Regions from separate parts of the Homo sapiens genome. Here region 2 is linked to region 1. Evidence: read pairs that join two places in POLR2A ChIA-PET (ENCODE). Cell type or tissue: IMR-90. All regions are shown on one strand. Each heading gives the region's core, and the rest is flanking DNA. Links, peaks and the distances in the headings are about the cores only. Region 1 overlaps TTBK2 (tau tubulin kinase 2). Region 2 holds the start of TTBK2-AS1 (TTBK2 antisense RNA 1).

Region 1 (16,043 bases), core at 6,852-10,851:
TCCTGCCTCAGCCTCCTGAGTAGCTGGGAACTACAGGCGCCCACCAGCACACCTGGCTAATTTTTTTCTTTTTTTGTATGGAGTCTTGCTCTGTCACTAGGCTGGAGTGCAGTGGCAGATCTCAGCTCACTGCAACCTCCGCCTCCTGGGTTCAAGTGATTCCCCTGCCTCAGCCTCCCAGGTAGCTGGGATTACAGGCACGTACCACCACGCCCGGCTAATTTCTTTGTATTTTAGTAGAGACAGGGTTTAACCATGTTGGCCAAGATGGTCTCGATCTCCTGACCTCGTGATCCGCCTGCCTCGGCCTCCCAAAGTGCTGGGATTACAGGCGTGAGCCACCGTGCCCGGCCACACCTGGCTAATTTTTGTATTTTTAGTTGAGATGGGGTTTCACCATGTTGGCCAGGCTGGTCTTGAACTCCTGACCTCAAGTGATCCGCCTACCCCGGTTTCCAAAAGTCCTGGGATTACAGGTGTGAGAAACTTTTTATGTTTAAATGTTTTATAAATTGGCCAGGCACAGTGGCTCTCACCTGTAATCCCAGCACTTTGGGAGTCTGAGGCAGGCAGATCACTTGAGCTCACGAGTTCGAGACCAGCCTGGGCAATATAGTAAAACCCATCTCTACAAAAAAAAATATGAAAAAAATTAGCCAGGCAAGGTGACATGTGCCTGTGGTTGCAGCTTCTCAGGAGGCTGAGGTAGGAGGAATGCTTTAGCCCAGGAGGTGGAGTTTTCAGAGAGCTGAGATCACACCACAGCACTCCAGCCTGGGTGACAGGGCGAGACCCTCTCTCTCTCCCCTGCCAAAAAAAATTCTACAAATTGCTTTTTAAAATTAGTTTTTATTATTAGAGTTTTAACAGCACATAATTTTAAAAGTTTAATGGTTATATACAAGTTGTTATTGAAAAAGGAGTCTTCTGGCTTCTCCACTGTGTCCCATTTTCATCCTTTGGGAAGTATTCACTTTCAGTACTTTTGGTATTTACCTCCACATCTCAAACTAAGATGCTTGTGTTACTGCTGATTAATTTTTCAGTTGTAGTCATTATCTACCAGCTTTCCACTATGGAAGATGATTTAACTTTTTCACTGCCCATCTCATTCCTACTACACATGCACAGTTAGATCCTTTTATTTTTCCAATAATGTTATATCTTAATTTTGGTTAGGCCAGTAGTCAGAGTTTAGGCCAGTACTCAGAGTTTAATTTTGGTTAGGCCAGTACTTAGAGTTTAAGTTATTATGACTCTGTCAATGCTTTTTTTTTCTTTTTCTTTTTTTTTTTCTTTTTGAGACAGAGTCTCACTCTGCCGCCCAGGCTGGAGTGCAGTGGCACGATTGGCTCTCTGCAACCTCTGCCTCCCGAGTAGCTGGGACTACAGGTGCATGCTACCGTAACTGGCTATTTTTTGTATTTTCTTTAGAGACGGAGTTTTGCCATGTTGGTCCCGAACTCCTGATCTCAGGTGATCTTCCTGCCTCAGCCTCCCAAAGTGCTGGATTACAGGTATCAGCCACTGCACCTGGCCAGAAGTACAGTATTTTCTGTTTGGTCTGGTCATGGATCAGTTATGGCAAAATGAGTGGTTTAAACGACCATTATCATGACAACTTGAACCTTGATTACTCATTTGAGGAGTTGTTTGTCATCCCCTTACCCATTTACTTGAGAAGGCCGTCATAAGCAGTTAGCCTCGACATCCCTGGCTCAGCCTCCTAAGTAGCTGGGACAACAGGCACGCACCATCACACCTGGCTAATTTTTTATACTTTTTATAGATATGGAGTTTCACCAAGTTTTCCAGGCTGATTTCAAACTCTTGGGCTCAATGGATCTGCCTGCCTTGGCCTCCCAAAGTGCTAGGATTACTGCCATGAGCCGCTGCGCCTGGATGGTTATCTCTTTTTTTGAGTAGTGAAGCTGATTGGAAGTTCCGTGTGTGTGTGTGTGTGTGTGTGTGTGTGTGTGTGTGTGTGTACCACTACTGGTATAAGTTCAGTTTTCTCAGATTCATTAAATCAGTTACCTCTTGTACATCTTCTGTCCAACTTGCAAATTTTTATCATTGTCTCCTGTCTTGTATGGGTTTTCCTTGTGAATTTATTCAAAGAAAAATGCCTAAAACACATCTTATGTTCTCAATAAATACTTGTCGAATGGATGAATGTTGCTATTGTCCTTCCAAGACCAGCTAATCAATAATGGCATCCTTTCCTTTTAGCCCAGACTTTGCTTCAGGATCCTTCTCAACTTAATGTGTCAGGCTGCCCTGGAGATCAGATCTTTTTCCCACCCTGTCTAAAAGGCTAGGGAGCATGACTTACTCATCTCGTATTTCCTTCAGCTATTGTCGGGGTTCTTGTCAAATGTTTGTTTATTGAAAGAATGATTGGTAAAATTTCAGATAGTAGAGTATTAAAAAGTGTTCACTCATTCAAATATATACCATAAATCAAGGTTATTAATAGTAAAAAAAATGATTATAGATCTCTGTTACATAATCTAGCCATTCCCAAACTCTCAGGACGTCTTACTAATCTTAAAAATTATTGGTACTCTAAATATTCTTTTTCTTTAACATAGATTTATATCTATTGATAGTTACTGTATTAAAAACTAAAAGTGGCCAGGTGCAGTGGCTCACACCTGTAATCCCAGCACTTTGGGAGGCCGAGGCGGGTGAATCACGAGGTCAAGAGTTCAAGACTAGCCTGGCCAACATGGCGAAACTCTATCTCTACTAAAAATACAAAAATTAGCCAGGTGTGGTGGCAGGCGCCTGTAATCCCAGGTACCCGGGAGGCTGAGGCAGGAGAATCGCTTGAACTCGGGAGGTGGAGGTTGCAGTAAAATGAGATCGTGCCACTGTACTCCAGCCTGGGCGACAAGAGCAAGAATGTCTCAAAAAAAAAAAAATCTAAAACTGAAAAATTAAAAAAATTTTAATAATAGTAAACCTATTACATGTTAAATCTTTTAGTTTTATTTATTTATTTTATTTTTTTGGAGACAGGGTCTCACTCTATTGCCCATGCTGGAGTGCAGTGGTGTGATCATGGCTCACTGCAGCCATTGACTTCCTGGCGTCTAAGTGATCCTCTTGCCTTAGCCTCCCAGTAGCTGGGACTACAGGCACGTACCACCATGCCTGGCTAATTGTTTTTATTTTAATCTTTTGTAGAAATGGGGTCTTGCTATGTTGCTTAGGCTGTTCTTAAACTCCTGGCCTCCAGCGATAGTCCTTCCTCAGCCTCCCAAAGTGCTGGGATTACAGGTGTGAGCCACCATGCCTGCCCTAAAAGTTGTATATTTACATTTAGGTCTGTGATACATTATGAGTTACATTTTGTGTAGAGTGTGAGATTTAGACAGGGGTTCTGTTTTTTACATATGGAAATACAATTGTTTCAACATAATTTGTTGAGAAGACTATCTTTTCTGTATTATTATTATTACTATTATTATTATTGTTTTGAGACAGAGTTTTGCTCTGTCACCAGGCTGGAGTGTAATGGCACGATCTCAGCTCACTGCAACCTCTGCCTCCCGGGTTCAAGCAATTCTCCTGCCTCAGCCTCCCGAGTAGCTGGGATTACAGGCATGTGCCACCATACCCAGCTAATTTTGTATTTTTAGTAGAGACAGGGTTTCTCCATGTTGGTCAGGGTGGTCTCGAACTCCTCACCTCAGGTTATCCACTTGAGGCCTCGGCCTCCCAAAGTGTTGGGATTACAGATGTGAGCCACCACACCCGGCCTGTCTTTTCTGTGTTGAATTGCCTTTGCATCTTTGTCAAATATCATTTGGCCCAGAATAGGCAAATCCATACAGACAGAAAGATTTAGTGATTTCCAGGGGCTGAGAGAAGAAGGGAATGGGGAGTGACTGCTAATGGGTATGGGGTTTTGTTTTGGGATGGTGAAAATGTTCTGGGATTAGATAGTGGTAATGGAATCTTTTTGATGGCCAGGTGTGGTGGCTCACACCTGTAATCCCAGCACTTTCGGAGGCTGAGGTGGGCAGATCACAAGGTCAGGAGATCGAGGCCATCCTGTCTAACACGGTGAAACCCCGTCTCTACTAAAAATACAAAAAATTAGCTGGGCGTGGTGGCAGGCGCCTGTAATCCCAGCTACTTGGGAGGCTGAGGCAGGAGAATGGCGTGAACCCGGGAGGCGGAACTTGCAGTGAGCTGAGATCCTGCCACTGCACTCCAGTCTGGGTGACAGAGCGAGACTCCATCTCAAAAAAAAAAAAAAAATCTTTTTGATGTATACATTCTATTTTTTTTCTTTCTAACTTTTATTTTAGGTCCAAGGGGTACATGTGTAGATTTGTTCCATGGGTAAATATGTGTCTTAGTGGTTTGGTGTACAGATTATTTTGTCACCCAGGTAATACACATAGTATCCAATAGGTAGTTTGTTGATCCTGACCCACTTCCTACCCTGTACCCTCAATGGACTGTTTTTCTGTTTCATGTGTTTATATTTCTGTCCTTTTGCAGATAGCTCACTGATCTGATTACTGTAGCTTTATACAGTAAGACTTAAAATCATGTAGTGTGTTTCCTCCAACTTTATTTTTTAATAAAGATTTTGGGTAATTTTTGCTTATCCACATAGATTTTAGAGTCAGCTTATTTATATGAAACATTCTGCTTAGATTTCAATTGGAATTGTGTTAAAACTGACAGTTTGTGTGAACTTTGTTTTTTTAGATGCCTTTTATTAGGTTTAGAAAATTCTCTTCTATTCCTAGTTTGCTGAGAGTTTTATACCATGAATGAATATTGAATTTTGTCAAATGCTTCTCCTGTATCAAATGATAGGTCATGTGGTTTTCATTTTTAGACTATTAATCTGCTGTACTGCATGAATTGATTTTTGAATATTGAGTCAGCCTTGCATCCCCAGGATAAACCATACCGGATTGTGGTGTATTATTCGTTTTATGTATTGCTGGATTCAGTTTGCTACTACTTTATGAGGAATTTTCATGTTTGTGTTTATAAGGGATATGGGTCTCTTATTTTTTGTTTTCTTTTTGAGACAGGTCTCACTCTGCTGCCCAGCCTGGAGTGCAGTGATGGTATCTTGGCTTACTGCAACCTTGACTTTCCTGGGCTCAGGTGATCTTCCCACTTTAGCCTCCTGAGTAGCTGAGGCTACAGGTGTGCATCACCATGTCCAGCTAATTTTTAGTATTTTTTGTAGAGATAGGGTTTCACCATGTTGCCTAGGCTGGTCTCAAACTCCTGGGCTCAAGAAATCCACCCGCCTTCGCCTCCCACAGTACTAAGATTACAAACATGAGCCACAATGCCCATCCTTTGACTAGTTTTAATATCAAGTTAATGCTGGACTCATAAAATGAGATGGGAAGTGTTTTTTCCTCTTCTTTTTTGGAGAGATTGTATAAAATTTGTTTCATTTTTTCTTTAAATGTTTAGTAGAATTTGCCATTGGAAAAAAAATCTAGGCCTGTATTAGTCCATTCTCACACTGCTAATAAAGACTTACCTGAGACTGGGTAATTTGTAAAGAAAAAGAGGTTTAATGGACTCATAGTTCCATATGACTGGGGAAGCCTCACAATCATAGTGAAAGGCAAAGGAGGAACAAAGGCACATCTTACATGGCAGCAGGCAAGAGAGCGTGTGCAGGGGAACTGCCTTTTATAAAACCATCAGATCTCATGAGACTCACTCACCATCATGAGAACAGCATCATGGCAGTAACTGCCCTCATGATTCAGTTACCTCCCACTAGATCCCTCCCATGACATGTGGGGGATTATGGGAACTACAAGATGAGATTTGGGTAGGGACACAGCCAAACCATATCATGCCCATATTTTTTTAGTAGGACTATTAAGGAGGTCCCTTTCACCTTGGGTGAATTGTGGTAGTTTGTAGTTTTTGATGGTTGTCTGTGTTCACTTTCTGTGTATAATGTTGTTCATTATGTTTCCTAATTATATATTTATGTCTGTGGAGTCTATAGTGATAACCCCTGTTTCATTCCTAATATTGATTATTTGTGAGTTCTTTTTTCCCAGATTTCCTAAAAGGTTATAAATTGTATTGATCTTTATAAAGAGCTGGCTTTTGGTCTCATTGATTTTTTTTTTTCTATGACGTTTCTGGTTTTAATTTCATTGTTATTATTTTGTCTTTTGTTTCCTCTGCTTGTTTTGGGTTTAGTTTGTTTGTCTTTTCCCCCTAGGTGGAAGCTTATAGTTTTAATTTGAAACTTCCGTGCTTATTTTCAATTTAAAAATTATTTTAATATTATATATATATTTTAAGAGACAGCATCTCTGTCACCTAGGCTGGAGTGCAATGGAGTGATCATACCTCATTGGAGCCTCAACCTTCTGTGCTTAAATTATCCTCCCGCCTCAGCCTCTTGAGTAGCTAGGACTACAGGCACCCACCACATGCAGTTAAGTTTTTTAAAAAAATTTTTGTAGTAACAGGGTCTTGATAGGTTGCCCAGGCTGGTCTTGAACTCCTGGCCTCAAGTCCTCCTGCCTTGGCCTCCCAAAGTGTTGGGATTATAGGCCTAAGTCACTGCACCTGGCCTCATTTTTCATATAAGCTTTCAGTGCTATAGTTTTTCCTCTAACCATTGCTTTAGCTGCATATCATATGTTTTATTTTCCTTTTTGTTCAATTCAAATATTTTCTAATTTGCCTGGGGACTTTGTCTTTAACCATGGCTTATTTGGAACAGGCATTGGCAAACATTTTGGTTTTTTTTCTTTCTTTCTTTTTTTTTTTTTTTTTGAGACAGAGTCTTGCTCTGTCACCCAGGCTGGAATGCAGTGGCATGATCTTGGCTGACTGCATACTCCGCCTCCCGGGTTCCAGAGATTTCTCCTGCCTCAGCCTCCCAGGTAGCTGGGATTGCAGGCACACACCACCACACCTGGCTAATTTTTGTATTTTTAGTAGAGACAGGGTTTTACCATGTTGACCAGGCTGGTCTTGAACTCCTGACCTCAGGTGATCCGCCTGCCTCAGCTTCCCAAAGTGCTGAAATTACAGGCGTGAGCCACCGTGCCCGGCTTTTTTTTTTTTTTTTTTTTTTTTGAGACAGGGTCTTGCTCTGTCATCCAGGCTAGAGTGCAGTCTTACAATCACAGCTCACTGCAGCCTCAACTTCCTGGCTCAAGAGATCCTCCCACCTCAGCCTTCTGAGTAGCTGGGACCACAGATGAGTGCCACACACCTGGCTAATTTTTATATTTTTTGTGGAGACAGTGTCTTGCCATGTTGCTTAGGTTGGTCTTGAACCCCTGAGCTCAATCAATCCACCTGCCTCGGCCTCCCAAAATGCTGGGACTACAGGTGTGAGCCCCCGTGCCCAGCCAAACATTTTATTAAAGGTCCAAATAATAAATATGTTAGGCCTAAGTGTAATACCGTCTGTGTTGCAGTTATTTAACTCTGCTCTAGTAGTATAAAATCAGCCATACACAACATATAAATGAATGAGCATGGCTTAGTTCCAATAAAGTGTTATTTATATAAAAATCAGGCACCTTGCCCTGTTGTTATAGTTTAATTTCCAAGTGTTTGTATTCTTGTTATCTTGCCGTTATTGATTTCTAGCTTAATAACATTAAGCTAGAATATACTAGCTTGTTATCAGAGAGCATAGTATGTATGATTTCCGTTCTTTTAAATTTGCAAAATTTGTTTTGTGACCTGGGATATTATATAGTCTTTTGGTGTACGTTCCTTGTGAGTTTGAATGTGTATTCCACTTTTGTTGGGTGGAGTGTTCTGTAAATGTCAGTTCCAGTTGTTTGATGGTTGTTTTTGATTAAGTTCACTGACATCATCTGGGTGTCCTATAATTCGCTTTAATTCTGTCACTAATTGCGTCAAGTTAATGCAGACCTCACAGGTTACAGGGCTCAGTCCCACAAAGCTGCCTTCACTTCAGACTGGAGCCACAAGCCACTCAAATTTTCCCTGGTTGAGTATAAGTTTGGGCCTTCCCACAATCCCCTTGGGTTTAATAATTTGCTTAGAATGACTCACAGAGTTCATGAAAGTGCTATACTTAAAATTACCTTTTTATTATAAAGGATACAAATGAACAATCAGATGAAGAGGACTATATGATAAGTTTGTAAGGCTCCCAAGCACGGGAGCTTCTCTACTTGTGGAGCCAGGGTACACCACCCTCTTGGTACATCAGTATGTTCACCAACCAGGAAGCTCCCTGAGCCTTGTAGTTCAGAGTTTGTTTTTTTTTTTCTTTTTTATCCAGCTGAATTTAAGATTTACAGAGTTTTTAATATACAGAGTTCAGGGCTGGGCACAGTGGCTCATGCCTGTAATCCCAGCACTTTAGGAGACTGAGGTGGGAGGATCGATTGAGTCTAGGAGTTCAAGACCAGCTTGGGCAACATACCCAGACTCTGTCTCTACAAAAAAGTAAAATGAGCTGGGTGTGGTGGCACATGCATGTAGTCTAGCTACTTGGGAAGCTGAGATGGGAGTACTGCTTGAGCCCAGGAGTTTGAGGCTGCAATGAGCTATGTTTGCACCACTGCACTCCAGCCGGGGCGACAGTGAGACCCCATCTCTTAAAAAAAAAAAAAAAAAAAAAAGTCGGGCATGGTGGCTCACGCCTGTAATCCCAGCACTTTGGGAGGCCGAGGTGGGTGGATCACCTGAGGTCAGGAGTTCAAGACCAGCCTGGCCAAACATGGTAAAACCCCCCGTCTCTACCAGAAATACAAAAAAATTAGCCGGGCGTGGTGGTGCACACCTGTAATCCCAGCTACTCACAAGGCTGAGGCAGGAGAATCGCTTGAACCCTGGAGGCAGAGGTTGCAGTGAGCCAAGATTGCGCCAGTGCACTCCATCCTGGGCAAAAGGAGTGAGACTCCATCTCAAAAAACAAACAAAAAGAGCTTATTACGTAGGCATGGTTGATTAAATCATTGGCCATGTGATTGAACTCAATCACTAGTAACTCTTTTCCTGGAAGTTGGGAGGTGGAGATGAAGGTTCTAGTCATGTAGTCATATGCTTTCAGGTGACAGCCCCCATCCTGAAGCTTGGAGTCACTTCATTAGCATAACAAAGGCATTCATATCACTTAGGAAATTCCAAGCACTGCCAGGAATTTGGAAATGAATACCAATCCTCTGACACAAAAATGTAAGATAGGAAAAAATAAACTGTTCTTACTACTATACTGAATACTTCTGGCAAATGACAGAGAAGTGCAATTTGCTAGAATGGCTCTCAGAACTCAGGAAAACACTTCATTTATGCTTACTGGTTTATTATCTAATAAGGATATAAATGAGGATACAGGTGAAGAGATACATAGGGCAAAGTCTGGAAGGATCCTCAGAGCAGGAGTTTCTTTCCTCATGAAGTTAGGATACACTACCCTCACAACATATGGATATGCTTATTGTCTCATGTCCATATGAAGAGGCCACCAAACAGGTTTGTGTGAGCAACAAGGCTGTTTATTTCACCTGGGTGCAGGTAGGCTGAGTCCGAAAAGAGAGTCAGCAAGGGTTGTGGGATTATCATTAGTTCTTACAGGTTTTGGGATAGGTGGTGGAGTTAGGAGCAATGTTTTGCAGGCAGGGGGTGGATCTCACAAAGTACATTCTCAAGGGTGGGGAGAATTACAAAGAACCTTCTTAAGGGTGGGGGAGAAACAAATCACAATGGTGGAATGTCATCATCTAAGGCAATTTTCACTTCTTTTGTGGATCTTCAGTTGCTTCAGGCCATCTGGATATATACGTGCAGGTCACAGGAGATATGGTGGCATAGCTTGGGCTCAGAGGCCTGACATTCCTGTCTTCTTATATTAATAAGAAAAATACAACAAAATAGTGAAGTGTTGGAGTGGCGAAAAATTTTGGGGGTGGTATGGAGAGATAATGGGCAATGTTTCTCAGGGCTGCTTTAAGTGGGATTGGGGTGGCGTGGGAACCTAGAGTGGGAGAGATTAAGTTGAAGGAAGATATTGGGGTAAGGAGTGATATTGTGGGGTTGTTAGAAGGAGCATTTGTCGTGTAGAATGATTGGTGATGGCTTGGATGCGGTTTTGTATCAATTGAGAAACTAAACGGAAGATACAAGGTCTGAATAAAAGAAGGAGAAAAATAGATATTAAAGGACTAAGAATTGGGAGGACCCAAGACATCCACTTAGAGACTGCCCAAGGGGGTTTAGCGTAATTACTTGCTTGGTTGGCGAGTTTTTGGGAAAAGACCATTAGTCCGTTTTACCTTTCCTGAAGATTGAGGACGGTAAGGGGTATGAAGATTCCACTGAATACCAAGAGCCTGAGAAACTGCTTGGGTGATTTGACTAATAAAGGCCGGTTTGTTATTGGACTGTATAGAGGTGGGAAGGCCAAACTGAGGAATTATGTCCAACAGAAGGGAAGAAATGACCACGGTGGCCTTCTCAGATCCTGTGGGAAAGGCCTCTATCCATCCAGTTAAAGTATCTACCCAGACCAAGAGGTATTTTAGTTTCCTGACTCAAGACATGTGAGTAAGGTCAATTTGCCAGTCCTGGGCAGGGGCAAATCCCTGAGCTTGATGTGTAGGGAAGGGAGGGGGCCTGAATAATTCCTGAGGAGTAGTAGAATAGCAGATGGAACACTGAGAAGTGATTTCCTTGAGGATAGATTTCCATGATGGAAAGGAAATGAGAGGTTCTAAGAGGTGGGCTAGTGGCTTATAACCTACATGGAAGAGATTATGAAATGAAGACAGAATAGAATGGGCCTGTGAGGCTGGAAAGAGATATTGTCCTTGGTCCAAGGACCATTTGTCTTGTGTGAGAAGAGATTGATAGGTGGAAACTTCAGTAGGAGAGTAAATAGGAGTGACCAATGAGAAGGAGAAAAACTGGCCATGAGGGACAGAAGTTGGAATGCTAGCTGCTTCTTTAGCTACCTTATCAGCATAAGTGTTGCCCTGAGCGATGGGATCTGATGCCTTTTGATGGCCGTTGCAGTGAATGACTCCAGCTTCCTTTGGAAGTAAAGAGGCCTTGAGAAGAGTTTCTATTAAAGAGACATCAATGATGGAGGACCCTTGTGTAGTGAGGAAACTTTTCAGCCCATAACAGCATGGTGGTGCAGGATATGGGGTCAGTATAAATATTGATGCATAGTCCCTTTGCAAGAGTGAGGGCCCGAGTTAAGGCAATGAGTTCGGCTTGCTGAGAGGTAGTGGAGGGGGCAGAGCAGTAGCCTCAATGATAGATATGGAAGCTACTATAGCATAGCCTGCCTTTGCTTGTGAGTGGCGATTAGGCTTGGTTGGACTGCCATCGATAAACCAAGTGTGTTCTGGGTGAGGAACAGGAAAGAAGGAAATATGGGGAAATGGAGTGAATGTCAGGTGTATCAGAGAGATACAGTCACGGGGGTCAGGTGTGGTATCAGGAATAATGTGGGAGGATGGATTGAAGTCCGGGCCAGGAATAATGGTAATTGTGGGAGACTCAACGAAGTGTGAGTATAGCTGAAGGAGCTGGGGAGCAGAAAGTATATGTGTCAGGTGGGAGGAAGAAAATAGATTTTGGAAGTTATGAGAACTGTAGAGAGTGAGCTGAGCATAGTTTGTGATTTTGAGGGCCTCTAAAAGTATTAAAGCAGTGGTGGTCACTGCACGCAGAGATGAGGGGTAGGCTAAAACAGTAAGGTCAAGTTGTTTGGACAGAAAGGCTACAGGGTGCAGTCCCGGCTCTTGTGTAAGAATTCTGACCGCACTAACCATGCCTAGGAAGGAAAGGAGTTGTTATTTCATAGAAGGGATTGGGGTTTGGGAGATTAGCTGGACACGATCAGCGGGAGAGCACGTGTGTTTTCATGAGAATTATGCCGAGGTAGGTAACAGATGAGGAAGAAATTTGGGCTTGACTGAAGTAATGGAGGCTGTCTGTGAAGCTTTGCGGCAGTACAGCCCAGGTAATTTGCTGAGCCTGATGGGTGTCAGGGTCAGTCTAAGTGAAAGTGAAGAGAGACTGTGATGAAGGGTGCAAAGGAATAGTGAAAAAAAAGCATGTTTGAGATCTAGAACAGAATAATGGGTTGTGGAGGGAGGTATTTAGGATAGGAGAGTGTATGGGTTTGGCACCACAGGGTGGATAGGCAAAACAATTTGGTTGATAAGGCGCAGATCCTGGACTAACCTGTAAGACTGGTCCAGTTTTTGGACAGGTAAAATGGGGGAATTATAAAGAGAGTTTATAGGCTTTAAAAGGCCATGCTGTAACAGGCAAGTGATAACAGGCTTTAATCCTTTTAAAGTGTGCTGTGGGATGGGATATTGGCGTTGAGCGGGGTAAGGGTGATTAGGTTTTAATGGGATGGCAAGGGGTGCATCATTTATTGCCAAGGAGGGAGTAGAGGTATCCTATACTTGTGGATTAAGGTGGGGAGATACAAGGAGAGGATGTGAAGGAGTCTTTGAACTGGGGAAAAAGGCAGCAATGAGGTGTGGCTATAGCCCGGGAATAGTCAGGGAAGCAGATAATTTAGTTAAAATGTCTTGACCTAATAAGGGAGCTGGGCAGGTGGGGATGACCAAAAAGGAGTGCATTAAAGAATGTTTTCCAAGTTGGCCCCAGTGTTGGGGAGTATAAAGAGGTTTAGAAGGCTGGCTGTCAATACCCACAACACTTATGAAGGCAAGGGAAACAGGCCCTTGAAAAGAAGGTAATGTGGAGTGGGTAGCGTCCGTATTGATTAAGAAGGGGACGGACTTACCCTCCATTGTAAGAGTTACCCAAAGCATCTGAGGCTTCCAAGGAGATTGGGCAGTGTGTCTTCAGCTGCTAAGCCAAGAAGATCTGGGAAGGAGTAAGTCAGAGCCTTGGGCCAGTTGGACAGTCCAATTTCCAGTGGCGTCCCTCACAGATGGGACACGACTTAAGAGGAATCCCAGGCTGTGGGCATTCCTTGGCCTAGTGGCCAGATTTCCGGCACTTGAAGCAAGATCCTGGGGGAGGAAGTCCTGAAGGAACGCCTGACCGCTGTGGCTTAGGCGTTTTGAAGTTTTTGTGTGCTGGAGATATGGCTGGGGTTTTCTCTCACAGCAGAGTCAAGTAGTTGCAACTCTTCTCTATTACTGTACACCTTGAAGGTGAGGTTAATTAGGTCCTGTTGTGGGGTTTGAGGGCCGGAATCTAATTTTTGGAGTTTTTCTAATGTCGGGAGCGGATTGGGTAATAAAATGCATATTAAGAATAAGGCAGCCTCTGGCCCGCCTGGGTCTAGGGCGGTAAAGCGTCTAAGAGTTGCTGCCAAACGGGCCATGAACTGGCCTGGGTTTTTGTATTTGATGAAAAAGAGCCTAAATGCTAACTGATTTGGGAGAGGTCAGATAAAGAAAAAAGGAGCATTAACCTTGAGTATGCCTTTAGCTCCAGCCACCTCTTTAAGAGGAAATTGTTGGGCAGGTGGGAGAGGGCTAGTCGCAGAACAAAACCATAAGCCAGACTGGGTGTGGGGAGGGGAGGTGATAGAAGGGTTATAGGGTGGGAGAGCAGAAGCTGAAGAAGAATTGGGACCTGGCTTGGCCTGGCGAGGAGCAGCCTGGGGAGAAGGGGAGAGGTCAGATGAGTCCGTAGAAAAGAAGGATTCAGAGGACTCAGAGCTTGGGGTGGAGACTGAAGGAACAGATAGGACAGAAAGAAGAAAGATTTGGAATGAGTCTCATTGGGAACAAATACTAGGGAGGGACCAATGTGTAAAAGATTGCCTGGACGTCAGGCACCTCAGACCATTTGCCCATTTTTTGACAAACATTATCTAGATCTTGCAGGATAGACAAATCAAAAGTGCCATTCTCTGGCCACTTGGAACTACTGTCGAGTTTGTATTGGGGCCAAGCGGTATTGCAGAAGGAAATAAAACGCTTAGATTTTAGGTCAGGCGAGAGTTGAAGAGGTTTTAAGTTCTTGAGAACACAGGCTAAGGGAGAAGAAGGAGGAATGGAGGGTGGAAGGTTGCCCATAGTGAAAGAGGCAAGTTTAAAGAGAAGGGTAGAGACATGGAGAGAAGGGGTGGGGAGTGCTTGCCCCCCAGGAAAGTGGAGAAGGGGTAGAGACACCAAAAGAAGAGGTCGGGGGGTACTTGCCCCCCAGAAAGGCGGTGCTTGCTGCTAAGGGTGAAGGACCAAGGCAGGTGACCCTGCATGGTCAGACACCTCTGAAACGTGGGTGAATAATCAGGCAGGCGTCCCTGCAATGATTAAACACCAAGGGAATGCTGCCTTCCTGAGTCCGTGACTGGTGCCGGAGTTTTGGGTCCACGGATAAAATGTGTCTCCTTTGTCTCTACCAGAAATGAAAGGAATTGAAATTAAGAGAAGGAGAGATTGAAGGGTGACGCCAAGATTGAAAGGAGAAAGAGGTTGAGGGGTAGTGAGAGAGGTTGGAGAGTAAAAAGGGCTGCTTACCCGATTTAAAATCGGTGAGATGTTCCTTGGGCTGGTTGGTCTGAGGACCTGAGGTGATAGGTAGATCTCTTCACGGAGTGAGGGTGAGGACAGGGGACTGGTCTCCCGAAGGAGTCCTGCTGACCCAGGTCTTTGGCACCAAATGTCTCACGTGTCTGTGTGAAGAGACCACCAAACAGCCTTTGTGTGAGCAACAAGGCTGTTTATTTCACCTAGGTGCAGGTGGGCTGAGCCCGAAAAGAGAGTCAGCAAGGGTGGTGGGATTATCATTAGTTCTTATAGGTTTTGGGATAGGTGGTGGAGTTAGGAGCAATGTTTTGTGGGCGGGGGATAGATCTCACAAAGTACATTCTCAAGGGTGGGAAGAATTACAAAGAATGTTCTTAAGCGTGGGGGAGATTACAAAGAACCTTATTAAGGGTGGGGGGAAACAAATCACAATGGTGGAATGTCATCAGCTAAGGCTATTTTCACTTCTTTTGTGGATCTTCAGTTGCTTCAGGCCATCTGGATGTATACGTGCAGGTCACAGGGGATATGATGGCTTAGCTTGGGCTCAGAGGCCTGACACTTATTAGTTTCCAAAACTTGTGCTTTTGTGTTTTTAATGGAGACTTCATTAAGGCCTGATTGATTAAACCATTAGCCATTGGAAATCTACTCAACCTTCAGCATCTCTCTCCTCCCCAGAGCTTGTGAGTGGGGCCGAAAGTTCCAGCCCTCTAATCACAGGGTTGGTTCCCCTGGCAACCAGCCGTCTATCTTTAAAGGTTTCCTAAAGTCACCTCATTAACAAAATCCCAGATGTGGTTGAAAGGGGCTTGTTATGAATAACAAAATTCACTCCTATCATCTTTTATCTATCTGGAGCTATTTCAGGAACCGAGTATAAAAACCAAATATTATACCAAAAGATGCTCCTAGCACCCCAGTCACTTCAGAAATTACAAGGGCTTTATGAGCGCTGAACAAGAACCAGGGACAAAGACCAAATATTTATATTTCTTATTATTAATATAAGCCACAATATCACAACCAAATATATTTTACAATTATACCCCAATGGTACTGTTTTAGCTTCTGTATTCTTGACAATTTTCTGTCTAGTTATTTATTTGGGAAAAGAGTGAAGTCTTCAGTTATAGCTATGGATTTGTCTACTCCAGTTATAACCACGGATTTGTCTGTTTCTCCTTTCAGTTCATTGATTTTTATTTCATGTGTTTTGATGGTCTTTTTAAGGTGCATACATGTTTATAATTTCTTTGTAAATTGGCTCTTCCATGGTTCTGTATCTCTTTTTATCTCCAGTGATTTTCTTTGCCCTGAAGTCAACACTGTCAGATATTATAATAGATACTCCAGCTTTTCTTTTGTTAATATTTGCATGGTATACTTTTTTCCCGTTTCTTTTAACCTACATAATAATAGTATTATTTTTGTTATTATTTTCAGTGGTATTTAAGTATATTCACTTTAACCTACATATTATTTTTGAAGTGAGTTTCTTATAGAATCATATTTATCCTGCTAATCTCTGTCTTTTCAGTGGTGTGTTTA
Region 2 (16,043 bases), core at 4,471-8,470, 150 kb after region 1:
ACACATAAACTAATAATTTTTAAAATGCATTAATCTCTTAAATTATGTAAAAAACAAAATGTGGAATTTTAACTGTCCATGTGTTTGCCTTTATTAAGATCTTTATTTATTCATATGGCTTCAAGTTCCTGTGTGGCGCCCTTTCATTTCAACCTACAGGACTCCCTTTAGCATTTCTTGCAAGACAGGTCTGGTGGTAACAAACTCCCTTAGCTTTTATCTGAGAATGTCTTAATTACTGCCTCATTTTTGAAGGACAGTTTTGCCAGATATAGGATTCTTAGTTGACATTTCTTTTAGTATTTTAAAAGAAGTACTTTAAAGTACTAAAGTACTTCCAGCCTCAATGTTTCTGATGAGAAGTGTTCTGATAATTTTTTTGAGAATCTCAAGATTCTCTGTCTTTGTCTTTTGACAGTTTAATTATAATGTGTCTCATTGTGGGTCTCTGAGTTCATCCTACTTCGAGTTTGTTGAGCTTCTGGGATGTTGTATATTCATGTCTCTTATGACTTTTGGGGAGTTTGCAGGCTTTTTTTCTTTTTTTTAAGTATTCTCTCTGCCTCTTTCTCTTTTCTCCTTCTGGAACTCCCACAATGTGCATGCAAGTCTGCTTGATGGCCCCACAGGCCCTTTATTGTCTGTTTACTTTTCTTTACTCCTTTTTTTTTCTGTACCTCAGACTCAATACTTTCCATTGTCCTGTCTTCAAGTTTGCTGATTTTTTCTTCTGCCTGCTCAAATCTGCTCTCGAATCCATCTAGTGAATTTTTTATTTTAGTGATTGTACTTTTTAGTTCCAAATTTTTTTTGGTTCTTGTTAGGTTTTCTGTCTCTTATTTATATTTCCATTTTGTTCATACATTGTTTTCTTGACTTTCTCCGTGTCTTTCTTTAGTTTTTCAAGCATCCTTAAGAGAGTTGTTTCAAAGTCTTTGTCTAGTAGCTTTGCTATCAGGTCTTTTTCAGGTACAATTTCTGTTGATACATTTTTTTCTCCTTGGAATGGACCATCCTTTCCTGTTTCTGTGTAAGTTTTTTTATTTTTTTTGTTGAAAATTGGATATTTGAATCTAATAATGTGGTAACTCTGAAAATAAGATTTTCCCCTTTCTTCGGGATTTGCTGTGGGTTGTTTTTGTTTCTTTTTATTTTTGAGACAGGATCTCACTCTGTCACCCAGGCTGGAGTGCAGTGGAATAATCATGACTTATTGCAGCCTCTAACTCCTGGGCTCAAGTGATCCTCCTGCCTCAGCCTCCTGAGTATCTGGAACTACAGGTGCATGCCAGCACACCTAGCTAATTTGTTTGTTTGTTTTTTTGATGGTTGTAGACTGTCTCTGTGCTGAGGACCAGCCTGAGATGTAAACCTAAGGTCTCAGACCTTTTCTAAGCCTGTACTTTTTCCTGACTAAGCATAGTAGCTTTCTGATTTCCCCAGTATATGTGGTTGGTTTTGAATATACAAGTCTTTAATATCTGGCTCCGAAGAAGGGAAAAAAGAAAAATGAGGGAAGAAGAAAAAAGAGGACTGGCCCTTTTAATCCCCTAGCAGTCACTTCAGCCAGAGGAGAACCAGTTTGTAACAATGGGGAAAAATGTAAGAGTTACTACCTACCTCTTTCTCTGCTCTTCTGTGATCAGAAGCAGCAATGAGTAATCAGAGCACAGATCCCCAGTAATTGGAGGACAGGGTTCTTTTTGCCCACCTGGTTCTTGTAAGCTGTGTGCACACTGCTCCAGAAATAAGTGCACAGCTGCCTGCCATGGGGCCGGGAATGGGGGATGGGTAGCTGTTAACTGTGCTAAGATCTGAAATAGACTAAAATTAACTGTAATTGACAGTCCAAGCCTTCTCCTGGAAGTTGCAAGCCTTTGGTAGACTCCAGATTTCCAAGATAATTACATCAGACAGATTCTGCCAGTGCAGTTGCCTAGGTGGGGAGACAGATTCCTAGTGCTTCCTACTCTACTGTCTTCCCAGAATCTTCTCTGATCCAGGTTAATTTTTGGCTCTCCCACTTTCTAGCAGTAAGAACCTCCATTTCCTCATCTACGGAGTGGGCAAAATATTTGCTTAATAGTTTTGGGAGAATGAAACAAAGCCACAATCATCTAGGAGTTGGTACATTGCTTAGCATGTAATAAAGATTATGTCTGTCTCCAGTTGCATTTTGATGATCAGCAATTTTCTAGCTTTGTTCAGTCAGAATCCCATTATGTCCCATAATGCCATTATGATGTCAAATGCTAGTGAAGAATACGTTGTCCATGATTTGATAAATGGACCCTGGTAACAGTGCTGTTTATCTTGATTATAATGAATTAAACCAAAAAAATCCTATAGATTTCCCTAGGTCTGATGGTATATACAACCATACATAGTAAAGATACTGCTTTAGTATATACTGCATGCTATACTTTTTATTTAAATATTATCTTGATATATTTGACCACAGAATGTTTATATTTTGAGGAAGAGGGGAAAATATTGGGAGGTGGTAAACCAGTGAAGAGTGCTTTCCAGGGCCAAATGTGGTGGCTCACACCTGTAATCCCAGCACTTTGGGAGGCTGAGGCAGGCAGATTGCTTGAGCTCAGGAGTTTGAGACCAGCCTGGGCAACATGGTGAAACCTCATCTCTACAAGAATTAGCCAGGCACGGGTGCTACACAGCTGTATTCCCAGCTACTTGGGAGGCTGAGGTGGGAGGATCCTTCTATGAGTTGTTGTCTGTCTTCATGTCAAAACATTCTATTGGGTTAGTTTTTTTTTTTTCTTTTGAGACGGAATCTTGCTCTGTCACCCAGGCAGGAGTGCAGTGGTGCGATCCCGGCTCACTGCAACCTCTGCCTCTCAAGTTCAAGCGATTCTCCTGTCTCAGTGTCCCGAATAGCTGGGATTACAGGCACCTGCCACCACACCCAGCTAATTTTTTGTATTTTAGTAGAGATGGGGTTTCGCCATGTTGGCCAGGCTGATCTCGAACTCCTGACCTCAAGCTATCCACCCACCTCAACCCCCCAAAGTGCTGGGATTACAGGTGTGAGCCACCGTGCCCTGGGTTATTTTCTGTAACTAACCCCCTTCTCTGCAAATTATATTGAAGATATTTTATCCTAGTCTGAATTTTAACTTGGGTTGTAGTGCCTTTGGTTTGATAGAAAAGTTTAGTGTTCATGGAACTGAACATTTTTTATTAATTGTGTTTTATATCATGCATAGGAAGGTCCTTCAACCCTAATATTTTTTAAAAGGTAGTAATTTCCAGTACCCTTATAGTTTTGTGCTTTGTGTATAAATTTACTATCGATCTAAAGTGTATCATTATATATGATGTGAAGTTTTTTTCCAAGTAGTTAGTGATATTGCAATACTCATTTCCCATAGAAACATGGGGATCTTTTTGGATTCAATGCTCTGTTCCATTCATTTGTCTGTTCCTTTGCTGTACACTTTCCATTACCATAGTTTTATTATTAGAGGGGCCCTAGGGTCCTTCTCACTACGTAATTTGGCATTGCCACTAAAATATATTGTAGACTGCTTTATAGCAGGCCCTCCCCACCCCAGGGCTGCACGGCAGGAGGCATTACCGCCTGAGCTCCGCCTCCTATCAGATCAGCAGTGGCATCAGATTCCCATAGGAGCGTGAACCCTGTTGTGAACTGCACATGGGAGAGATCTAGGTTGTACGCTCCTTATGAGAATCTAATTAATGCCTGATGATCTGGGGTGGAACACTTTCATCCTGAAACCATCCTTGCCCCTCCTCCCCCCATCGTGGAAAAATTGTCTTCCACGAAACTGCTCCTTGGTGCTAAAAAGGTTGGGGACCACTGCTTTGTAGTTTATAAAAACACTTTTATATGTTCCATTTTCTTTGATTCTTAGGCCAAACCAGAAAGACATTTAGGACAAAGAAGACATTTGCTATTCATATGAATACTCTAAGAATTCTGAGGCCCAAGGGCCGGGGCACTACGGTTCATGCTTGTAATCCCAGCACTTTGGGAGGCTGAGACAGGAGGATTGCTAGAGCTCAGGAGTTTGACACCAGCCTGGGCAATGTGGCAAAACCGTCTCTACACAAAATATAAAAATTAGCCAGGCATGCACTACAGGTGCACACCTGTCATCCCAGCTACTCAGGAGGCTGAGGTGGGAGGATTGCATGAGCCCAGGAGGTCGAGACTGCAGTGAGCTGTGATCATCCCACTGCACTTCAGCCTGAGTGACAGAGCAAGACCCTGTTTAAAAAAAAAAAAAAAAAAAATCTGAGGCCCAAGCTCAGTTGCCAGTATGGAGTGGGCAGTCAGTTCCAGCCTCCACCCTCCTTAATCCCAGACTATTGACAGGAATAGAAACTGAGGTCCACAGAAACCAATGACTACTCTTTTCTCTTGTAAATTATTAAATGAGTTGAATGTACATTTATCTGTAGTTCCTCCTGTTGCTGAGTGTAGTTCATGTTGAAGACTTAGGGGTGACAGATCCTTGGCAGAAAAAAGAAAATTAAAAAAAAAAACACTTACATTGTGGGATTTCGTGTTTGTAGGATTCCTGTCCTAACATCCTTACACAGTATGGTTTACTCTCTGTCTTATGTGCTAACATGCTAGAGACAATTTAACATGCTAGTTAAATTCATCTGAAAATTAGCAGAATAAACATGGCATAGGAGGAAGGGAACGAATACCATTTAAGGGCTTCTTCATGGCAGATGTTCATCTACGTACTTGGGTCACTGCCCTTGGTCTGTTCAGTGACCCTGTGAGATAGACAGTATTCCCATTGAAAGCAGGGAGAGATTGAAGAATTTGTCCAGGGTCATACAACTAGTATATGACAGAGTAACCCTGTATCCTGTTAGTCTATTTTCTGATTTCTACACATTCACATTATGATTTTGGGACATTGTGACTTTTTAGGCACACTTGAAATGAATTAAAATTAAAATATATTTTCTCTGTTCTTTTAAGGCTACGCAGATATAAAGTCCTAGGGAGTAGTAACTCCGACTCAGACCTTTTCTCCCGCCTGGCCCAAATTCTTCAAAATGGATCTCAGAAACCCCGGAGCACTACTCAGTGCAAGAGTCCAGGATCTCCTCACAATCCAAAAACACCACCCAAGAGTCCAGTTGTCCCTCGCAGGAGTCCCAGTGCCTCTCCTCGAAGCTCATCCTTGCCTCGCACGTCTAGTTCCTCACCATCTAGGGCTGGACGGCCCCACCATGACCAGAGGAGTTCGTCCCCACATCTGGGGAGAAGCAAGTCACCTCCCAGCCACTCAGGATCTTCCTCCTCCAGGAGGTCCTGCCAACAGGAGCATTGCAAACCCAGCAAGAATGGCCTGAAAGGATCCGGCAGCCTCCACCACCACTCAGCCAGCACTAAAACCCCCCAAGGGAAGAGTAAGCCAGCCAGTAAACTCAGCAGATAGGAGCCAGGCTGCATCTCTTTGAAAGGTGTGAGATCTTCCTCCTAAACCTGATGCATGTGTGTCCCTGTACTTTCTATGTAAAAAAATCAGTGTTGATCTTCTCTTGCAAAAGAAAGTAACATGATCAATTATTTATAAGAAGACATAATACATGATAAGGAATTACCTAAGGCAGGCAGCAAGTAGATTAGGAATCAATGTCTTTGTACAAGAAGGAAAAATAGAGCAAAAATCCAAGGGGGAGAAACTCATTAAAATGAGCTCTCATTTTTTAAGCTGCCTTTGAAACAAAAGAGTTGAGGATAGGAGATAGAATGGAATTTTAGGGGGGTTGCCTAATTTTTTTAAGCCTCAATTCAAAGATTATATAGCAAAAGTGAAACTTCTTGTTTGATATTTTCATTCAAAACTTTCCCACCCTGAAGAGTCATTGATCAGATATTAGATTATATAAGAAGTCTGTTGCCAGGGAGCCAGTATTCATGTATATTTGGCTTGTGTGTTTATTTCGTGTATTGAGAATGAACACCTTTACTTTGCCTCATTCCTAGTACCCTCCCTGGAGTTCAGATTTTTTTTTAAAATTTTGTATGTCTCGTCTGATTCAATCTCTCTGCTTTTATTTTATGGTCCTAGTTGTACTATCAAATCCAATTACTTTTTTTTAGGTCCCCCTGATTTTTTTTTTTTAGAGCAAGAGTTCTTAACATATTACATTTTTATTATGAAAAATAAGAAAGTTAGGTAAAGGAAAGAAAAGTCTAACTAGAGCTATTTTGCAGGCTTTAGTGTTTAGGGAGAGAAAGAAAGTGTGGGTTAATAGCCTTCAAGATAGAAGATGCCCTTTCATCTCTGTTAAGTGTCCTCCTTTAGAAACTTGAGTAGAAGGAAAACTGACCAGAGTAGACTGCTTCCTTAAGTCTTCTGGGTTCCAACTGTTTGTAATATCAGCATCCAAGATGATACGAGGGAAGCACAATGCTTTGGACTGTGATTTGAGATTTAGAAATAAATTAGATATATTATTGAGGCTTAGAATCCTCAAACTTTGTATTTTATACATTTAGCCAATAAGGAATTAATATCTGGGGAAATAAATTTAGGCAAATATTTCTTTTTTAATGTTTTATTACCTGCTTCTCCTGTGTTTTAGTTCAACATTTGGGCTTCTTGGCCTGATTTTCATACAATCTCAATTTACGAAGCTGTAAAGAGGAAGATATTTGTTCTAATCTCACTCTTCTAATAGGAATCAGGCAAATGAAAGTCTACCAGACTTTTAAAATGGGCTGTTTTTATACTCTCTAGGTGTTTTGTGTTGTAAAGACCTTATTAAGGTCAGGTAAATTGGTCTGCTTGCTGTTGAAATTTGCCTTCTAGCAAACATATGTGCTTTCTGTTTGACCTTGTGTTTGCTGCCAAACCTAATACAGTTGAATTGGGAAACAAAAAAAAAAGAAAGGAATACATTTCCTCCCCAAGTGAACATCTTCTAATGCTGCATCAAAGCTGCCCTGAAGCTGCACTGAACTTCTCTTGTTCTCTTTATCTGTGTTGAGCTTTTTAAAAAAACAAACTCAAAACACTATTGAGGCATATAACGTCTCTTATAAGAAATGTAGCATAGTGTGGAATCTTAATTTCTCTCCAGTTTCAAACACTCCAGAGGAATGCAATAGATAAGACATACTTGCTGTTTATCTAAAGCAACTGTAATATTGGAAGATCAGTCCTTCTGTATTATATTGTATAATAGTTGCTATAACACTACTTGCATGTCTTCATGGTAAATTATATAAATATTTATAAATATATAGAGAGACATATCCTTATATAGAGTCATTCTTTGTCATTCTCCATTTGTAATTTCGAGATCACAGATGGCGAAATTCCTTTTCTATTGTGTGCCTCATGTACACTTGGGCCTTGCCTATCTTCATTTTCTGAAACTATGTTCTTGGCATGTGACACCTCAGAGTCTTCTTGCCTTCCCTGTGTACAATGCAAGGGTGGGCAGTATTTAACAAGCCAAGATAGGTTATTTAATTTTCATTTCAAAAAGATTTTAATAGGGAAAAAATTACAGGGACATGCTTGTAATACTGGTTCAGAGATTTGTCATGTTAATCACATAGTTCTCTCCTTATAGTTAGAGTGGATAAACTGGGATGATGATGAGTCTGACAGATTTTTAAAACATTTCTTAAAAATTGCCATTCTACTTTCCTCTTTTCATCTCACTTTTTTTGCAGGGGGTCGGGGGAATAATGAAGAAATTGTCATATTTCTGTTGCATTAGCTAAATTGTGCTAAAAGTAGCTAGCTTTAAATCCTGACCCCTTTAGTCGGAAATATGCTAGTAGTAATCATTGGAAAAGCTGATGAAGCTACAACTGTGGTACGTGTGTGTGATTTTATTTCTTATTGGCATTTCTCTGCTGGCAGTTGGAACTGACAGTGATGGGAATGTGGCAACTGAATGTTTTCTCTCTTTCTTGGTTCCTTCCATTTTTATCTCAACTTTTCTAGTGTGTTGTCCCCTTTTCTAAATGGCATTGACAAACTCATCAAGATCCAGAGATAAACAGTCCATCGTTTAAGAATATTTTATTTTGCATGTAGAGGAAAGAATTAACCAAAGACGTTTCTGCTCTGATACTTTCTAAAGAAAACAGACTAATTATATATAAGTGGTATCAATAGGTCTGCTTATAAGTATTGTCCTATGTAGAGATTTACTTTTTGGTTTTTACAAGCATAGTTTGCGCTTTTAGATGTCTCTCAGGTGAAAAATAGAAGTTGGCAGCCCTGAGCAAGCACCTGTGACACAGGGATTTTTATTTTAGTTTTAAAGTATGATACAGAGAATGAGGTTTTTGGTTTGATTTGGTTTGGTTGTGTTTTTTAGTTCTTTATTTTTTATTTGGGGGTTCTCTTAGTGATGGCATATTTCAGGTTTCAGTGACATAGATCAAGTAATTTTAAACCAATTTGGTTATTCTATCTAAGATGAGGGACATGGCTATTAAGGTCAAGCCAAACTATACTAAAAGTAGTATAGGGCAGCAGTTAAAATTATCTTTTGAAAATCAAGTATTACCTGGTTTCTTCTGTCACAACAGAATAGCTGGTTACCTAGTCAGTCACAGTTGCCCTTGCCTTCCCTTGTTAGTCCCTGGAGGTACTTGAGTGGAACAGAAGGTAGAATTAGCAACAGCTCAATCACTTTAGGTAGCATTTCTCCTGAATTCTGCTGCCAAATCCTCAGGGTCTATGGATTGGTTGAAATAGTAAAATCACACATAGTGATTTCTTGCACAGCGTAGAGGCGTTTAATTTTAGTGTATAGTGAACAAAGAAGGAAAACTGGGTCATATAAAATTTAACCTTAAAACACAGATTATAAATATCTTTGAATGTTAAGCCCTAGGCAGACAGACACTCTCATTCTTAACTCTGGTATGCAAGCTGGCCTTGCTGACAGTGGCATAGTTACATTAACTGTTTTTTAAGTTGCATGTTGTGATGTGAATGTTTTTTGTAAAAGTTGCCAAGTTAATCGAGTCCTAAATAAGTAGCCAAATGGTAACTGAGACCCACTGTAGACATTACTCGCTTTATATTATTTGCTTTCAAATACTAAAACCTCAGCTGCTAATTCAGCGCTCTAGGTGTACAGTGTCTCCTTCCCTTGGCTCCTAGCAATGTAGGGAACTTGAGGTTCTTCAGTATCTTCAGAGATTCCTTCCAGGCCACATATTTTTATGCTAATACTTCTATAGTTGCATTCAATCTACAAGGAGAAAGTGTACATTGGTGCATGTTTTATAAACCCAGACACAGATAGCTAAAACCATAATTAGTTTTTCTATACCCAGAGCTTTGAATTAAAAACAGATGCTTTTTTTTTCCCCAAGAGCAGACAGTTCTACATTCCTAACATTAGGAATTGGTGATACGAGAAGCAGGATCCAGAATTCAGAATGATTTAGTGAGACTCGGTGAAAAAAATGCATTTTCCCCTGGCTGTTTGAAAATTTACTTATTTGCAGATAAGTCTAGATTTAGTCTTGGAGATCAAAGTCTTTTATATTTTAAAAACTTATTCTTTATATTGATCAAACATGGCATATGTTAGAGAACCACTTCTTCTGTCATGTTTATGTATTTTGGAATTAAGTTGTTTGCATTCACTTTCAAAATCTGCCCATTTCTGTTTATGTGCACTTACCACAGATGTGTCGGGACTTTGCCTCAGGGGAGAGGTACTTTAGCACCTGTGTCACTGAGGAGATGGAGTGGTTGACAAGTACTGTTGCGCTGTGTAACTTGGGGTTTGGCCCTGTGGACAATATATTAGCAGAATGATACCACACAAAAGTATTACAGGATTAAGGCATGTAACTTCTATGGTAGTCCTTATGTATCAGCGTATACCCAAGTTCAGAAACCACAGGTGCATTTTTAGACCTTTACTTAGAGAACTAAAGGCAGTTCCAACCATCAGCCCATATGGCGGGATTAATGCATGAAAACCCTCAGAGGGTGTTGGGACATCCTACTTCCCTGTCCTCACCCAGTGGAACTCTGGTGTGTGCCTTGAGGATAAGGAAGTAGAGTGGAAACTCATCCTATCATTGAGTATTCTCAATATTTTGGCCTTCCCTCTGGAATTATGAGAAATTTAACAAAGTCTCAGGAACCTTTAGAATCCATTGTCCAACACTGCTAGAAAAACTGTAGGAGGTACATGGAGAATTCCTATAGTTCTTAGGTAAGTGCAAGACATGGCACAGGGATCCCTATCCACATAAAGGGGAATCTGGATGCTGCACACCTCAATTCTGAGAAATCCCTGACTGAACTTGGAATTATGACAGTAAAGTTTTCGTCCTTTAGTTTTCTAGAGCAGCTCACAGAAATTTTAAAAAGTAAAACAAGGCCAGGCGCAGTGGCTCATGCCTGTAATCCCAGCTCTTTGGGAGGCTGAGGCGGGCAGATCACGAGGTGAGGAGATCGAGACCATCCTGGCTAACAGGGTGAAACCCCGTCTCTACTGAAAATACAAAAAATTAGCTGGGCATGGTGGCGGGCGCCTGTAGTCCCAGATGCTCAGGAGGCTGAGGCAGGAGAATCGCTTGAACCTGGGAGGCAGAAGATTACAGTAAGCCAAGATCGCCCCACTGCACTCCAGCCTGGGCGACAGAGTGAGACTCCGTCTCAAAAAAAAAAAAAAAAAAAAGTAAAACAAAAATAAAGTCTATGCCCATTAAGACGTCTTCTAATTCAGTTGTGATTGTCTGCTCCTACTTAAAAAAATATTTAAGCTTGATGTTTAATTATTCCCTTTCAGCAAATTTGGATCAGAAAATTAAAGTATGTGACAAGATCAGGTCACCTTGAATTTCCACACAATCTCAAGACACTGAATAGCAAAAAAGTAACATTACACAGTAATGATTAGGATATTTCCTTAGACTTTGCTGGATCTTTGGTCTTAAGGTAACATGTAAAAGTAGTGAAGCCTTTCCTTTCATGGCCCTGTGCAATGTAACGGTTTTCTGCCTCCTCTTCAGCTGGAAGCGTTAGTGGTAGTATGGGCACAGAATATATGTACACTGGCGATGCTGACCATGCCTCCCAGGTACCCTGGCTCTGGGTTCCTTGACCTAGGGAACAAGATTGGATGAGGCAGATCTTTGAGCCCATGTGACTATAGAATTTGCTGATGATATAATTTTACAATAACAATGGATAGGAATTTTACCTCTCTTTTTATTAGTTTAATATTATTTAATATTATGTACATAAGTGTTCACTCGCCTAATTAAAAACATTGAGTAAACCAAGTTTTTATATAGACTACCCTTGCCATATGATGCTCTTTTTCTCTAATAATATGCAGTTTAAATCCTGAGGAATCAATGCCCAGCATTTCACCACATCTGAACTCTGTGTGGGCATTCTTCACTCGCCTACAAGGGGTAAACAAGGCTACCAGAACTTGAATTTGACTTATAGGGAGCTACCCAGGAAGGGGAAAGCCCTTGGGACTTTTTCCAAAACAATCTTCTATTTGAACTGTTCATCAGCCAAAGTAGTCCACTGAGGTGACAAAGCTTTCAGAAATACAAAGATGGGAAGATAAAGGTAACACTGGCCCACTTGGGGCTTTGACATTGGATTGGGTGGACTGAATAAACACAGCCTAGGTGGCCTGGGCTTGAGCCTCACTTACTTCTCCTTGATACATAGTTCCTGGTCTACCTTCTGACCCTTTTTCTAAAATAGCCAGTGTCTATTTCACTAGGCCATTTACTTACAAGTTCCCAGCTTTTAGGGAAAAAAGAGGGAGGGGGGAGCATCTAGTTTTGAATTAGATATACATCTTAGAAGTAATGAGCTATTGGCAGCTGTTAAATCAGATTCAGCCACAAACCAGAATTCTTTCTTGTTGAACAAGACCAATGAGTTAGATGACTTTAATAATTCCACTTTTCTCTCCCTCTCTTCTCCTCTTCCTGAAATCAGAGAGATGAGAAACTACTCTTTGAAATACCTCCAGAGGCGTTTTATTGTGTTCCTTTCCCCTCCAAGCAGCTCCCTTTATACAATTTTGCTCAGGCAACCAAGGACAGAGTATCGGCAGAAACATGGAGTGCTTTTGTATAGGCCACCTGTACATAAAAGTGTAATTATTTATTTAATTTTCCCATTTGTATCATATTAAAGCTTTGTACAGTGTTTTAAGTTCTGTTTTAAAATTATTTTGTATTTTATTTTTATAACCTAGTAATAAAATATTCATTCCGCATGCAAAATCTAGTTCTGTTTGTGTGATGGTCTGGATTTCAAAAGTGGAAAATATTTTTCTAATTTAATAAAGTTATTGAATACACCAGATGTTACAAGATCAACGGGGAGCAGATAGTGTTACTGTAAATGCAGTACCACATCTAGAAGTTCCCTAGAAAAAGCAGCCCAGGACTGAATAGAAGCTAGGTGTTAAGTGTCCCTGCAGTTAGGAGATGTTTTCCTGTAATAAAATTAAAATATTAAAAGCTCCTTTTTAGTCCATTATTCTGTCTGGCTGGAGGTACTTTTTCCTTCTCCATAGGAAATACCCCTTCTGCCACTAGAGAGATTCCTGCACCCCCACCCTCATCCTTCCGCCCGTAACCTTCCTTTGAACCAGAGCAACTCTCAGGAGGCATTCACAAGGGCACTGCCTCACCCCTCCTGGTTTGGTTTGACATGGAATGTTCGTGCCATCTGTTTTTCTCCGCTTGGATTCCCTTGCTTGATTTGTCACTGAGCAGCAACCTTCAAAATCCTCTCTCAGGTTTTTTTGTTTTGTTTTGTTTTTGAGATGGAGTCTCGCTCTGTCACCCAGGCTGGAGTGCAGTGGCGTGATCTTGGATCACTGCAACCTCCGCCTCCCAGGTTCAAGCGATTCTCCTGCCTCAGCCTCCCCAGTAGCTAGGACTACAGGCGCGTGCCACCACGCCCAGTTAATTTTTGTATTTTTATTAGAGACACGGTTTCACCATGTTGGCCAGGATGGTCTCCATCTCTCGACCTCGTGATCCGCCCACCTCTGCCTCCCACTGCATTCCAGCCCCGGGGGTGACAGAGCGAGACTCCATCTCAAAATAAAATTAAATAAAGGAGATTAAGAAATTACTCAGGCCGGGCGTGGTGGCCCACGCCTATAATCCCAGCACTTTGGATCTGCTGCCCTCTCCCGGCCAAAACATTAGCTGGGCTATAGCCCTAGGGAGGCTGAGTCGGGAGGATTGCTTGAGCCCAGGAGGCCAAGGCTGCAGTGAGCCGTGCTCACGCCACTGCACTCCAGCCTGGGCAACAGAGCAAGACCCTGTCTCAAAAAAAACAAAACAAAAACAAAAAACACCAAACCCAAAAATACAAACCTCAAGCTCCCAGAAGCTAATCATGATATGCTTACTGACATCTAAACTGCAAAGTAGTTGAAATATTAACCTCATGTAAACCCACTTAAGTAAATAAAGCTACATACAAGCAATTCTGTGTGCAGGGTGGCCCGAGGCACTTTAAGGGTTGTGGCTTGGGGATTATTAAGAACCTCCTAGAAATAATTCTTTCCTAAATGGTCAGTTGATGGTGAGCGCTGAAAAGCCGATGGGTACTGCTCGGCCAAGGGATTGAAAAATCGGCCTTTGAGAAGAACAAAGTCAAAATGAAAGATTAGATTATAATTTCTCTGGGGTGGTGCCAGTTGGATCTAGGAAACTTAAACTCGTGAAAGAATGTGCTTAGAGCAGAAGATAGAAGCTGGTGGCTGTCTCTGCTCCCCTCTACCTCTCTCCCGGGTCCTGGGTCTCCCTAGAGGGGCGTCCGACCCGCGGCAGCCCCACTCCCAGCTCGAATCCCTCCCTTCAGGTCGCTCCAGGGCGGGCAGCCAAGGTGGGCCTCCCCAGGCGCTGTGATCCACATTTCACCTCCTAACAACCGGCCTCTCGGCCGGGGTTGAGGACTCAGCGAGGCCTTGACTCCGTGGGTCTGGGCAACAGCCGGCTCCGCCCCGCCCCGCCAGCCGGGTCCCTCCCCATCCCGCGACCCAACGGTCGTTCCCCGCCGCCGGCCCCGCCCCTCCCTGGCCGCCCGCGGCGCGCCGGCGCCTGCGCAGTCGCCCCAGAGCGCCCCGACCGGGATGGCGGCCGTTTTGGAGTCGCTGCTGCGAGAAGAGGTGTCGGTCGCAGCCGTCGTGCGGTGGATCGCGCGCAGCACCCAGGGTTCGGAGGTAACAGCGGTGACACGCCCCCAGGTCTGACTCGAAGCCGGTTCCCGCAGTGGAGTCCAGCCCTCCAGTCCCCTTCCTCTAGGGCGCCTGGCTGCCAGCCGGGCCGAGTGCACTCCAACTGGGCGCCGCTGCCCGGGCCGCCCACCCGAGGCGCGCCCTACGGCCCCGGCTGCTCACGGCCCGCGGGCCGGCGGCTGACCCTCTCGCCCCTCCACCTGTGCTTCTGCCCTAGGATAACGCTGGGGAGGCGGCCGCGCTGAGCTCACTCCGGGCCCTGCGGAAAGAATTCGTACCGTTCCTGTTGAACTTCCTGAGGGAGCAGAGCAGCCGCGTCCTCCCGCAGGGGCCCCCGACCCCCGCCAAGACCCCGGGCGCCTCGGCAGCCTTGCCAGGGAGGCCGGGAGGCCCGCCGCGGGGTAGCCGCGGGGCGCGCAGCCAGCTTTTCCCTCCGACCGAGGCCCAGAGCACCGCTGCCGAGGCCCCTCTGGCCCGCCGCGGGGGCAGGAGGCGGGGCCCGGGGCCGGCCCGCGAGCGTGGAGGCCGCGGCCTGGAGGAGGGGGTCAGCGGGGAGAGCCTGCCCGGAGCCGGGGGCCGGAGGCTTAGGGGCTCTGGCAGCCCCAGCCGCCCCAGCCTCACGCTGTCTGATCCGCCAAACCTCAGCAACCTGGAGGAGTTCCCTCCCGTAGGCTCGGTTCCCCCCGGCCCTACAGGGTGAGACTCAGCTCTCATGCAGGAGATGGGTACCACGAAGGCTCTGGGGAGTCAGTCATTCGAGCTCGGCGCTCCGCAGTGGAGCGCCAGGATGGGTAGAAGGCTGGGGGTGATGGTGAGGGTTTTTGTGGGGTTTTTTGGCAAGAGGTCTAGCTGTTGCGGTGGTGGAGGGGAGATGTTTGAAGATAGGAATTTGAGAAAAACCTGTGGCTACTCTCAGCAGGACGAAGCCTTCTCGCAGGATCAACCCAACTCCGGTGAGCGAAGAGCGGTCACTCTCCAAGCCCAAGACCTGCTTCACCTCACCCCCAATCAGCTGTGTCCCCAGTTCCCAACCCTCAGCCCTGGACACTAGCCCTTGGGGCCTTGGCCTTCCCCCAGGGTGCAGAAGTCTGCAAGAGGAGCGAGAGATGCTCAGGAAGGAGCGGTATGGCCTGGCCGCTCCTGGGGATATCGGTTTCCTCGCTGTGGGGGATCTTCAGGGGTTTTCCCTGAAATTGATTTCCCTCTTGGGGACTCTGGGTTTGTCTCCTGGGCTGTTGGTATCTTCTCTGGAGTGACCTGAGTGTGGCCGTAGCAGGGAAGCCAAGCTGACTGCTCATGAAATTTCTTTATTCCATAGCTCTAAGCAGCTGCAGCAGTCACCTACCCCCACCTGTCCCACCCCAGAATTGGGGTCGCCCCTCCCCAGCCGGACAGGAAGCCTCACAGATGAACCTGCAGACCCTGCCAGAGTGTCTTCCCGCCAGCGCCTGGAGCTTGTAGCCCTTGTTTACTCCTCGTGCATTGCTGGTGAGTGAGAGCGGAGGGAGCGGGAGTGGAGACACTTGTAGAACTTATGGGTAAGAGAATTGGTAAGGCACTTGGAACTGAGCCTTGGCTCCAAATGGTGCCCATACCATGGGCTTTCTTTTTGTATCTATCTAGAGAACCTGGTACCAAACCTCTTCTTGGAGCTTTTCTTCGTCTTTCAGCTCCTCACTGCCCGGAGGATGGTGACTGCCAAGGACAGCGACCCTGAACTAAGTCCAGCTGTCCTAGGTCAGTGAGCAAGCCTCCTTTTGAGACATGGGGTCTAGAAACGGGACCGTTCTTAACTGACA

What was found. ChIA-PET counts read pairs that join two places held together with the same protein. Peaks named below come from ENCODE experiments on the same cell type or tissue, not always from the same donor. Only the 100,000 strongest peaks of a DNase experiment are listed, where the experiment ranks them.
Region 2: POLR2A ChIA-PET joins it to region 1 with 5 read pairs; 3 of 35 experiments call an interaction of 5 or more read pairs at or near these places.

The regions. Positions count from the first base shown.
Region 1 is chr15:42,883,769-42,899,811 of GRCh38, reverse strand. The region is part of intron 1 of TTBK2 (tau tubulin kinase 2); the gene reads left to right. Among named protein-coding and RNA genes, the nearest start is that of TTBK2, 29 kb to the left of the region's middle. RefSeq lists an enhancer at 9,459-10,331. In IMR-90, for the core only: no CTCF peak of the experiment used is centred there; a DNase peak (open chromatin) is centred at 9,071; H3K27ac peaks cover 1,072 bases.
Region 2 is chr15:42,735,199-42,751,241 of GRCh38, reverse strand. It overlaps TTBK2 (tau tubulin kinase 2), which reads left to right. Exons shown (of 15, transcript NM_173500.4): 15 at 4,985-12,512. The coding sequence ends at 5,447. TTBK2-AS1 (TTBK2 antisense RNA 1) reads right to left here and starts at 12,124. Exons shown (of 3, transcript NR_186317.1): 1 at 12,007-12,124; 2 at 9,679-9,789; 3 at 8,040-9,240. It overlaps CDAN1 (codanin 1), which reads left to right and starts at 14,114. Exons shown (of 28, transcript NM_138477.4): 1 at 14,114-14,229; 2 at 14,462-14,940; 3 at 15,164-15,367; 4 at 15,563-15,732; 5 at 15,868-15,981. The coding sequence starts at 14,140. RefSeq lists silencers at 13,928-14,177, 14,368-14,507, 14,598-14,887. In IMR-90, for the core only: no CTCF peak of the experiment used is centred there; no DNase peak of the experiment used is centred there.